Regions from separate parts of the Homo sapiens genome. Here region 2 is linked to region 1. A link is a contact called in ENCODE Hi-C data. All regions are on one chromosome and are shown on one strand. Each heading gives the region's core, a stretch centred on a gene start or an enhancer-like site at or near the end of the contact. The rest is flanking DNA. Distances are from core to core; before and after follow the strand shown. Region 1 holds the start of NOA1 (nitric oxide associated 1). Region 2 holds the start of RASL11B (RAS like family 11 member B).

Region 1 (4,694 bases), core at 572-3,071:
GGAATATTTCCAGGACCTTCCACACTGCCTGACACAGGCTGACACTCAACAATTGAGCTATTCGTTAAGTCGACTGTGGCTTTAAGGAAAATTTTTAAAGGGTGCCCTTTGCTTCAAATTCAAAACGTAATTTATCTTACGATTCTGCACGCTACTTCACCACAGGAAACGAGGATCAGATCTAACGGAACGAGAAAGTGCAGAGAGCAGCAGTGAACGTAACCTGGAACATTAACACTATGTTCCCTGCACCCTCCGCCTCTCCCTACCCCAGTTTCGTTCCCGGCCTGGTAAGTGTGGGAACAAGGCTGGGGACTGTGCAGCCGGCGCATGGGAAGGCCCCAAATCCTCAATCCAATCAGTTCCCAACGCTTTCCTGCTTAAATGGACCGCCACGGCGTGTGTTTTGAGCGTTCACCTACCCTCATCCGCGTCGTACATATTGCCAAACGGTTCTCGAGCTCCTAACTCTTGAAATCAAAAGACAAAAACCGCCCAGAAGCCAGCAGCGCCAGGAGCTAAAGACGAAGTAACTTCCGTCTCCGACGTTCCCAGAATACCACGCGTCTCACACCAAAGGCCGCCCACAGGGACGCCAAAGTTAGGATCTGCGCCTGCGCAAATTGTAGGTCAAGCTTGGGCCGGGGTTAGGGTTGCACACGCGTAAATTGTGGGCCGCCGCTGCCGGGCTGATTGAGAGGACAGCTCCCGCAATCTGCGGTCGTATCCGTTCCGTCAATGTTTTATTTCTGCTTGTTTTTCAATGTTGTTGCACAAATAACGACACCTGAAAACAAAACCAGGTATACTTATTATTAAAAAGTGTTCGTCCTGTGAATCCGCAACATTGGGATGCTCAATTTATTTGCCTTTATAAGGACCAAAACACGAAGCTATTTTTTATTTTTATTTATTTATTATTTTTTGAAATGGAGTCTCGCTCTGTCGCCCAGGCTGGAGTGCAGTGGAGCGATCTCGGCTCACTGCAACCTCCGTCTCCCGGGTTCAAGCGATTCTCCTGCCTCGGCCTCCCAAATAGCTGGGATTACAGGCAAGGGTCACCACGCCCGGGTAATTTTTGTATTTTTAGTAGAGACGGGGTTTCACCACGTTGGCCAGGCTGGTCTCGAACTGCTGACCTCAGGTGATCCACCCGCCTCGGCCTCCCAAAGTGCTGGGATTACAGGCGTGAGCCACGCGCCCGGCCGGAAGCTCCTTTCTGTTTTTGTTTTGTTTTGTTTTTTTGAGACAGGCTCGCTCTGTCGCCCAGGCTGGAGTGCAGTGGCGCGATCTCGGCTCACTGCAACCTCCGCCTCCCGCGTTCAAGCCATTCTCCTGCCTCAGCCTCCCGAGTAGCTGGGACTACAGGCGCCCGCCACCACGCCTGGCTAATTTTTTGTATTTTTAGCAGAGATGGGGGTTTCACCGTGTAAGCCAGGATGGTCTCGATCTCCTGACCTCATGATCCGCCCGCCTCGGCCTCCCAAATTGCTGGGATTACAGGCGTGAGCCACCGCGCCCGACCCCGGAAGCTCCTTTTTAAGTGTGATTTATTAAGGGCGGCTTGTGCTAGCAGTGAGGCGTTAAGCCTGAAAGTGAAAAAACCCAAAACACTCACTGCTCTTTTCTGCCCACCTAGCTCAATCCTCCAGTGCCTTTGCCATAGCTTTAAGTAGGTTCTCAGTCTCAGAGCTTAAATCGCGAGAACTGACGGGATTAGACGCAAAACCAACCAGGACAGCTCCCAAGTACCCACGCGCTTTCGTCTCGGGTCAAATGCGCGCCTCGGACCCTAGTGCGCGTGCGCGCTGGTGGCTCCGCCCCTTTGGAGCTACTTCCTCATGCTGCCCGCTCGCCTACCGTTCAGGCTGCTGAGCCTTTTCCTTCGTGGATCCGCTCCCACGGCAGCGCGCCATGGCCTCCGGGAGCCGCTCCTGGAGAGGAGGTGCGCTGCCGCCTCCTCCTTCCAGCACTCATCGAGTCTGGGACGCGAGCTTCCTTATGACCCCGTGGACACGGAGGGCTTTGGAGAAGGTGGTGACATGCAGGAGCGTTTTCTGTTCCCGGAGTACATCCTGGATCCGGAGCCGCAACCCACCCGCGAAAAGCAGCTGCAGGAGCTCCAGCAACAGCAGGAGGAGGAGGAGCGACAGAGGCAGCAGCGGCGGGAGGAGCGGCGACAGCAAAACCTACGGGCCAGGTCCCGGGAGCACCCGGTCGTGGGGCACCCGGACCCGGCATTGCCGCCCAGCGGCGTGAACTGCTCGGGCTGTGGGGCAGAGCTGCACTGCCAGGACGCCGGAGTGCCCGGCTACCTGCCCCGAGAGAAGTTCCTCCGCACGGCGGAGGCAGACGGCGGGCTGGCACGGACCGTGTGCCAGCGCTGCTGGCTGCTGTCGCACCACCGGCGCGCTCTACGCCTGCAGGTGAGCCGCGAGCAGTACCTGGAGCTGGTGAGCGCCGCGTTGCGGCGGCCCGGCCCCTCCCTGGTGCTCTACATGGTGGACCTGCTGGACCTGCCCGACGCCCTGCTGCCCGACTTGCCCGCGCTGGTGGGCCCCAAGCAGCTGATCGTGCTGGGAAACAAAGTGGACCTCCTGCCCCAGGATGCTCCTGGCTACCGGCAGAGGCTGCGGGAGCGACTGTGGGAGGACTGTGCCCGCGCCGGGCTCCTGCTGGCCCCTGGCCACCAAGGGCCACAGCGCCCCGTCAAGGACGAGCCACAGGACGGGGAGAATCCGAATCCGCCGAACTGGTCCCGCACAGTGGTCAGGGACGTGCGGCTGATCAGCGCCAAGACCGGCTATGGAGTGGAAGAGTTGATCTCTGCCCTTCAGCGCTCCTGGCGCTACCGTGGGGACGTCTACTTAGTGGGCGCCACCAACGCCGGCAAATCCACTCTCTTTAACACGCTCCTGGAGTCCGATTACTGCACTGCCAAGGGCTCCGAGGCCATCGACAGAGCCACCATCTCCCCTTGGCCAGGTGAGTTTTAGGAGGCTCGCCCTCTTCGTTTCCTGGCAAGGTGGACGTCTGGTCCTGGCCGAGGCACCGAGTACATCCTCCCTTAATGTCCACTGCGGGCTGCCTGTACCCTTCCCTTTACAAATTCTCTCCCCACTCTGGTCACACCTCTCTTCTGTGTCAGCTTACTGCTAGGGAAAATTGAGGATGTGTTGTAGTAATTTTCAATGGAAGTGTTTATGGAGCACGTCTCTGTTCCCAGTCACTAAGCACTGGAGATAGACCAGGGAACAAAGCAAAGTTCCTGTTCTGGAGATTTGCTTTGTAACTTCTTTGTATATTGTTCCAGAAAGTGTGCGTCCTTTTTACTGTCTGAACCTAATGAACTTTGTGTTTTGTTTGTTTGTTTTGTTTTGGAGACAGAGTCTCACTCTGTCGCCCAGGCTGGAGTGCAGTGGCGTGATCTCGGCTCACTGCAACCTCCGCCTCCCGGGTTCAAGTGATTCTCCTGCCTCAGCCTCCCTAGTAGCTGGGATTCGAGGCATGCGCCACCACACCAAGCTAATTTTTGTGTTTGTTTTGTTTTGTTTTTTGAGACGGAGTCTTGTCTTGCTCTGTTGCCCAGGCTAGAGTGCAGTGGCTCACTGTAACCTCCGCCTCCCGGGTTCCAGTGATTCTCCTCCCTCAGCCTCCTGAGTAGCTGGGATTACAGGCGCACGCCACTATGCCCAGCTAATTTTTATATTTTTAGTAGAGACGGGGTTTCACTATGTTGGTCAGGCTGGTCTCAAACCCCTGACCTCGTGATCCGCCCGCCTCAGCATCCCAAAGTGCTGGGATTACAGGTGTGAGCCACCGCGCTTGGCCTAATTTTTGTATTTTCAGTAGAGATGGGGTTTCACCTTGTTGGCCAGGCTGGTCTGGAACTCTTGGCCTCCCAAAGCGCTGGGATTACAGGCAAGCACCACCATGCCCAGCTAATTTTTGTATCTTTGGTAGAGACAGGGTTTCAACATGTTGGCCAGGCAGGTCTCCAACTCCTGACCTCACGTGATCTGCCCACCTCGTCCTCCCAAAGTGCTGGGATTACAGGTGTGAGCCACTGCTCCCAGCCCATTAGTGCAATTTGATGTGTGGCTTTGCCGGGCTCAGTGGCTCACATCTGTAATTCTAGCACTTTGGGAGGCCAAGGTGGGCAGATTGCTTGAGCTCAGGAGTTCAGGACCAGCCTGGGCAACATGGTGAAACCCTGTCTCTACTAAAGATACAAAAATTAGTCAGGCTGGTGGTGCGTGCCTGTAGTCCCAGCTACTCAGGAGGTTGAGGTGGGAGAATCACCTGAGCCTGGAAGGTTGAGGTGGCAGTGAGCCCTAATTGGGCCACTGCACTCCAATCCAGCCTGGACAACAGAGACCCAAAAAAACAGAAGTATCAGTCTTGTGACTTTAAGAAACTTCTGTGGCCAGGTGCAGTGGGTCACACCTGTAATCCGAGCACTTTGGGAGGCCAAGGTGGGCAGATCACCTGAGGTCAGGAGTTCCAGACCAGACCTGCCCACATGGTGAAACTCCCATGTCTACTAAAAATACAAAACTTAGCCGGGTTTGGTAGCTGGTGCCTGTAATCCCAGCTACTCAGGAGGCTGAGGGTGAAGAATCGCTTGAACCTGGGAGGCTGAGCCAAGATCACACCACTGCACTCCAGCCTGGGCAACAGAGCAAGACGCTGTC
Region 2 (4,644 bases), core at 604-3,103, 4.1 Mb after region 1:
TTTCTGTTTTCTTGAGTACTTGATTCATTCTTTGACTGTAACTTTGTATTTTGGCCGTTAGATATAATGGCTTGCTAGACAAATACTGTTAGTAAACACACAGCCAATGTTATCAGTTGGAATAAAAATGTGATATAATTATAATCAACTCTACATCAAATCAGAAGGCTGCCATGTCTTATCTTGGGATAGCTTATACAGCTCATTTCAAATAATCCCCTATAGGTACTCATATGGTCTACAGAGTTAAGCAATTTGCTAACAGAGCATAGGCAGAAAGCTCTTAAGCCTCCCCAGTGGCTATTCTTAATCATAAGGATTGAAAAATGTGTCCTCTCATTTATTCGGGAATTCTCCTCCTAAAATTCTACCATCCAGTTGTTTGTCTTTGTTAAGAAGGAGGAACTTTAGGTTTACAACTGCTCTCCTTTGGCCTTTGCTTTAAAAGGTCACCTCTGAAAGGCAGCCAGCAGAGAAGGAGAGGGGTGGGGGAAGGAGCTAGGGACTCCTTTTTTTTTTTTTTACGACTTTTGCAGGAGTGTTTTGAAGGGAGAGGTTCTTGACTACAAAGGGTGCTTCCAACTGGGGTCACTATAGTTAAAACATACCAAGGGGAATACTTTCAGGCACTTGATAAAATGATGAATGGGCTTGGAATGGAATGAGGCCAGATGGTAGTTATGGGAGGGGGGCGCCATGGAGGGCTGGGGACTGGGGAAAGTTTTAAGTGGCGGGATCCTCAGGCTCGGACTGTCACTGAAAGAACCTCCCTGGGAAGCGCTGGAAAATGGGAACCGCAGTCCTCCTGCAATGGGACAGAATTTTTCTCAAATGCATTGTCTCACCTGCATTTCTTTCATAGTCACCGATGAATCGTTTGGTGAGGAACCGGACCACCAGTGCTGCACGTCAGAAAAAAGAACGTCAAAGTGTTAACCTTGGAAGTTAGATTGTTCTCCACCCCACCCCCTGCCTGGAAAACAGTTCTCCCAAAGAAAGCCATAGATGGCCACCAAGTGAAATTCCTACCCTGTAGCTCCTTGACCCTTCTTTCCAGACAAAAAGGAGGGGGCTAGAAGGCATCGTGAATTATGGCTCTGTGCAGCTGGAAGGCTCACTGGGCCCACCCCCTCCTCTGAGCCCGGCTGAGCCACACCTAAGCCTTCCAGTAGACCCATGTCTTCCTAACCTTCAAGACCTCCCAGGGGGGCTAGCTTCACTAACTCCCCTTTCTGTGCCAGGCATTGCCAGAGGCTCAAACACCCCAAAGTTCTGATGGCGGCGGTGCCGGTGGTCCCCAGAAAGCTGCCTGGCCATTCTTGATCCTTGTTTCCCCCGTCTGTGGAAGCAGGCGGGTGGCGTAGACAACGGCTAAGCCCACTCCCAAGGGGCAGCGGCTCCCTGCGCGGGGACGGAGAGCGGTCGGGCTGCAGCTCCCACCGCTCCCCACGCCTTGTTCAGCCTCAACTCCCGTCAGGGGTCGTCCAAGACCAGACCCAGGGCTAAGCGCGACGACTCACCGGTCTTGCCCACGCCGCTGGCGCCCACCACGGCGATCTTGACCAGGCGGCGGCCGGCGGCGCCCACACAGCAGTCGGAGGCCGCGGCGTTGCCCGGCGCGGGGTACTCGGCGATGGTGCACATGTTCTGAATGAGGCGCATCGCCTCGGCTGCGGCGCACCGCGCGGGAAGGGACTGAGGGACTGGAGAATGCTAGCGCTGCGCGGGAGCGGGCGGGAGGACCCGACTGCGGGGCTCCGCGGTAAGAAATAACAACAATAAATAAGTGCAGGTACGGGCGGGGTGGGGCCGAGCGCCGAGGTTCCGCAGGGCTCAGGCTCCAGACCCAGACTGCACTCGCGCGGCGCGCCGGCTGTTTTCTCCGCGGCCGGCCCCGCCCCCTCTCCCCACAGCCAATCCCGGGGCGCCCTACACGAGGCCCCGCCCCCGGCGCCGCTCCGCGCGCGCGACGCCCCCGGAGGCGCCTGGAGTCAGTGCGGAGCCCCGTGAGGCGCGGGGAGAAGAGGCAGCGGGCGGAGGGGAGCAGCGGGTGGTCCGAGGCGGCGCAGCCCAGGGTGGGCGCCTGGTAGGTCCTGCCGCGCGAGCATGGGGCAGCTGCTGTGGCTGCGGGGCCAGGAAGAGAGCGCAGCCTCCACAGAGCCATTCCGGACCGCTGCCTCCGCCGGCTCCACAGCCCACGCGCGCACTCGCTGCAGCCCCAACCTAGGGCGTCTGCTCTGGGCGGGCCGGGAGCGGTGTTTGCTCCCCGGCTTAGTGCCGCCCGCCCTGATTTGGAGCGATTGCACTGGCTTGGGTACATCCCAGCTCATAGATTCAGCTACAGTTGGCAATCATCCGCAAAGACTCCAGCCTAAGACCTTTAGACCCCCGTAAAATGTGACATTTGAAGCAAAAATATCATCCACGTTTTATCCTAGACCCACGTTCTCTGGCTCTTGTCGACGGCGCAAGCTAACGCAAACACACATGGTCGGACGCATGCACAGCACGCCTAGAAGCGGATCAAGAAGTAATTATAGAACAAGCTTTCCAGCGCCTCACTCAGTCACACCTCCTTCAAGAGCTGTGAAATGGAAAGAAAACAGTTACTCCAGCTGCGACGTCTGAAGGGGCCCCGCACTTCGTCCCTGGTCATAAGACACCGCAAGAGTTTAGTTAAGTGGCTTGATACCAAGGAAGAGGTGGGCCCTGCACTCCTAAAATCCCAAGCTCCGGCCCCTTACAGTCTCATCTGAGAAACACATCTTCAACGGCAGGCCAAATTCCTCCTGCGAGCAACATTCTGTAGCTGCAGCTGATGGCAAGATGTCACCAGCGGCTGATGGCAAAATGTCACCAGAGTCGCGGGTTAACCACCCCATCCGCTATCCAAGGCCCTCTCCCCGCTACCCTTTCAACCTTGTCCCAGAGGCTTTTATGTTGGGGTATGGCAACAAACTCTGTGGCTTTGTGTACCCACCCACATTAAAGGCTAAAATGTGAAATAAACCAGTGCCCTTATCCGCACATGTCAGTCATCTAATTTGACCCCCTCTTCCAGCCAGAACTTAATTGACCAGGTATTTGACAGAATTTTATGATCCTCAGCCAGTTCAGACTCTGAGATGAACCTCTTGTCTACAGAGGTTTAGGTGTTTGCAGGAATGCAAGGAGAAATAGAAAGGTAATCTCAAGGTAGCAAGTTTTCTAGGATGGGCCACGTAATTAGAAAGACACACAACCTTACAATAAACATAATAAAAGGCTGACTTCTAGGGAGATCACTAGAACGAAACAGCCATTTGAGTCAGAAAGAAAAAGCATTTCCAATATGCACCATGTCTTTCTGCATGGTTTAAATCAGACTTGAATGTCACTTCTATAAAATCAAACTTTGCAAGACTGTAATTACAGGTAACCATGTACTTTTAAAATCTTTCCCCTCCAAAAAGCCTGCTATTCTATCATGCTTACATGGTAAAATAATGATGTAGGCTAAAGTACTAGTTTAACATACACACACACACACACACACACACACACACACAGAGACATGACAAAAGCTGTCAAGGGGAATTTTGCTTTGAATCATTTAGTTTCTTGGGCTTGATTTTCATTACCATAAGCCCATACAAAACCCGTGATTTTTCTGTCTGCAACGCAAAGGCTTGATTTGGTGTTCTTATTTTAGATCTAAATGATCTGGCTATGCTTTAAAGAACACAGAAAAGAGAGAAGCAAGAGAAAGATGTAAAAAAGAAAAGAGAGCTATTCAAATTCCAAATACCTAGCATATAGCCCATCTCCACTCCACCTACCTCTCCTTCTGGGACATTCATAGAGTTAAAAAGAGGAAGGAGGCAAGGCAGGAGAAGTGACGATACATAATGAGCGCTTGTTTCATTCTAGGTTGTACACAGGGGTTTTGCATTTAAAAATCTCATTTTACCTTCATAACAGTCCTATGAGGTAGGTATTACCATTACTTCTAGTTGCCGTTATCTATTGCTGCTTAGTAAACCACCCCAAACTTTAGTGGCTCGCAGTTCTGTGTGTTGACTAGGCTTAGCTGGGGAGTGCTTACCTAGGGTCTCTCATGTTGTTGCAGTCAGATGGCAGCTGGGGCTGCTATCATCTGAAGGCTCAACTAGGCTGGACATCCAAGATGGTATCTTCGTTCATATGTCTGTGTGTCAGCTGGAATGGGCAGAACAGCTGGGACTAGCTCAGGCTCTCTCACAACATGGTGACGGGCTTCCCTTTGAGTGAGCATTCTAAGAAACCAAGTAGAAGCTGCTAGTCTCTTAAGACCTACACTTGGAAATTGGCACCGCATCACTTCTGCTCTGTTCTATTGGTCAAGTGTCACAGAGCCCACCCAGATTAAAGATCAAGGGGCAGGAACATCGATCCTATCTTTAAGTGGGAATGGTGTCAAAGAATGTGTGGCCATCTGTAATTCACTACGCTTCCATTTTACAAGTGAGAAAGCAAAGTCTCGGGTTAAAAAACTCTTCCAAAGTTACATATCCTGCAAGGGACAGAGCCTTTTCTTTTTTTTTTTTTTTTTTTTTTTTTTTGTCAAGCTAAAAGAGATGAGGATGGGGAATTGAAACATGAGGAGGGGTTTGGGAAGAAAAGAAA

What was found. A loop is a pair of places that touch in the nucleus more often than their neighbours do. Pooled maps may share reads with other maps.
Region 2: a loop to region 1 is called in a pooled map, with 14 times the contacts of the local background. The contact joins the promoter of RASL11B here to the promoter of NOA1 in region 1. A Hi-C loop is called at or near these places in 6 of 50 pooled maps.

Annotation. Positions count from the first base shown.
Region 1 is chr4:56,974,733-56,979,426 of GRCh38, reverse strand. NOA1 (nitric oxide associated 1) reads left to right here and starts at 1,821. Exons shown (of 7, transcript NM_032313.4): 1 at 1,821-2,985. The coding sequence starts at 1,842. It overlaps POLR2B (RNA polymerase II subunit B), which reads right to left and starts at 531. Exons shown (of 25, transcript NM_000938.3): 1 at 423-531. The coding sequence starts at 441. RefSeq lists enhancers at 158-257, 2,079-2,148, 2,529-2,588 and a silencer at 2,249-2,328.
Region 2 is chr4:52,859,526-52,864,169 of GRCh38, reverse strand. It overlaps RASL11B (RAS like family 11 member B), which reads right to left and starts at 1,853. Exons shown (of 4, transcript NM_023940.3): 1 at 1,521-1,853; 2 at 846-902. The coding sequence starts at 1,662. It overlaps LOC124900700 (a long non-coding RNA gene), which reads left to right and starts at 1,965. Exons shown (of 2, transcript XR_007058115.1): 1 at 1,965-2,086; 2 at 2,439-3,021. RefSeq lists silencers at 1,534-1,828, 1,800-2,289.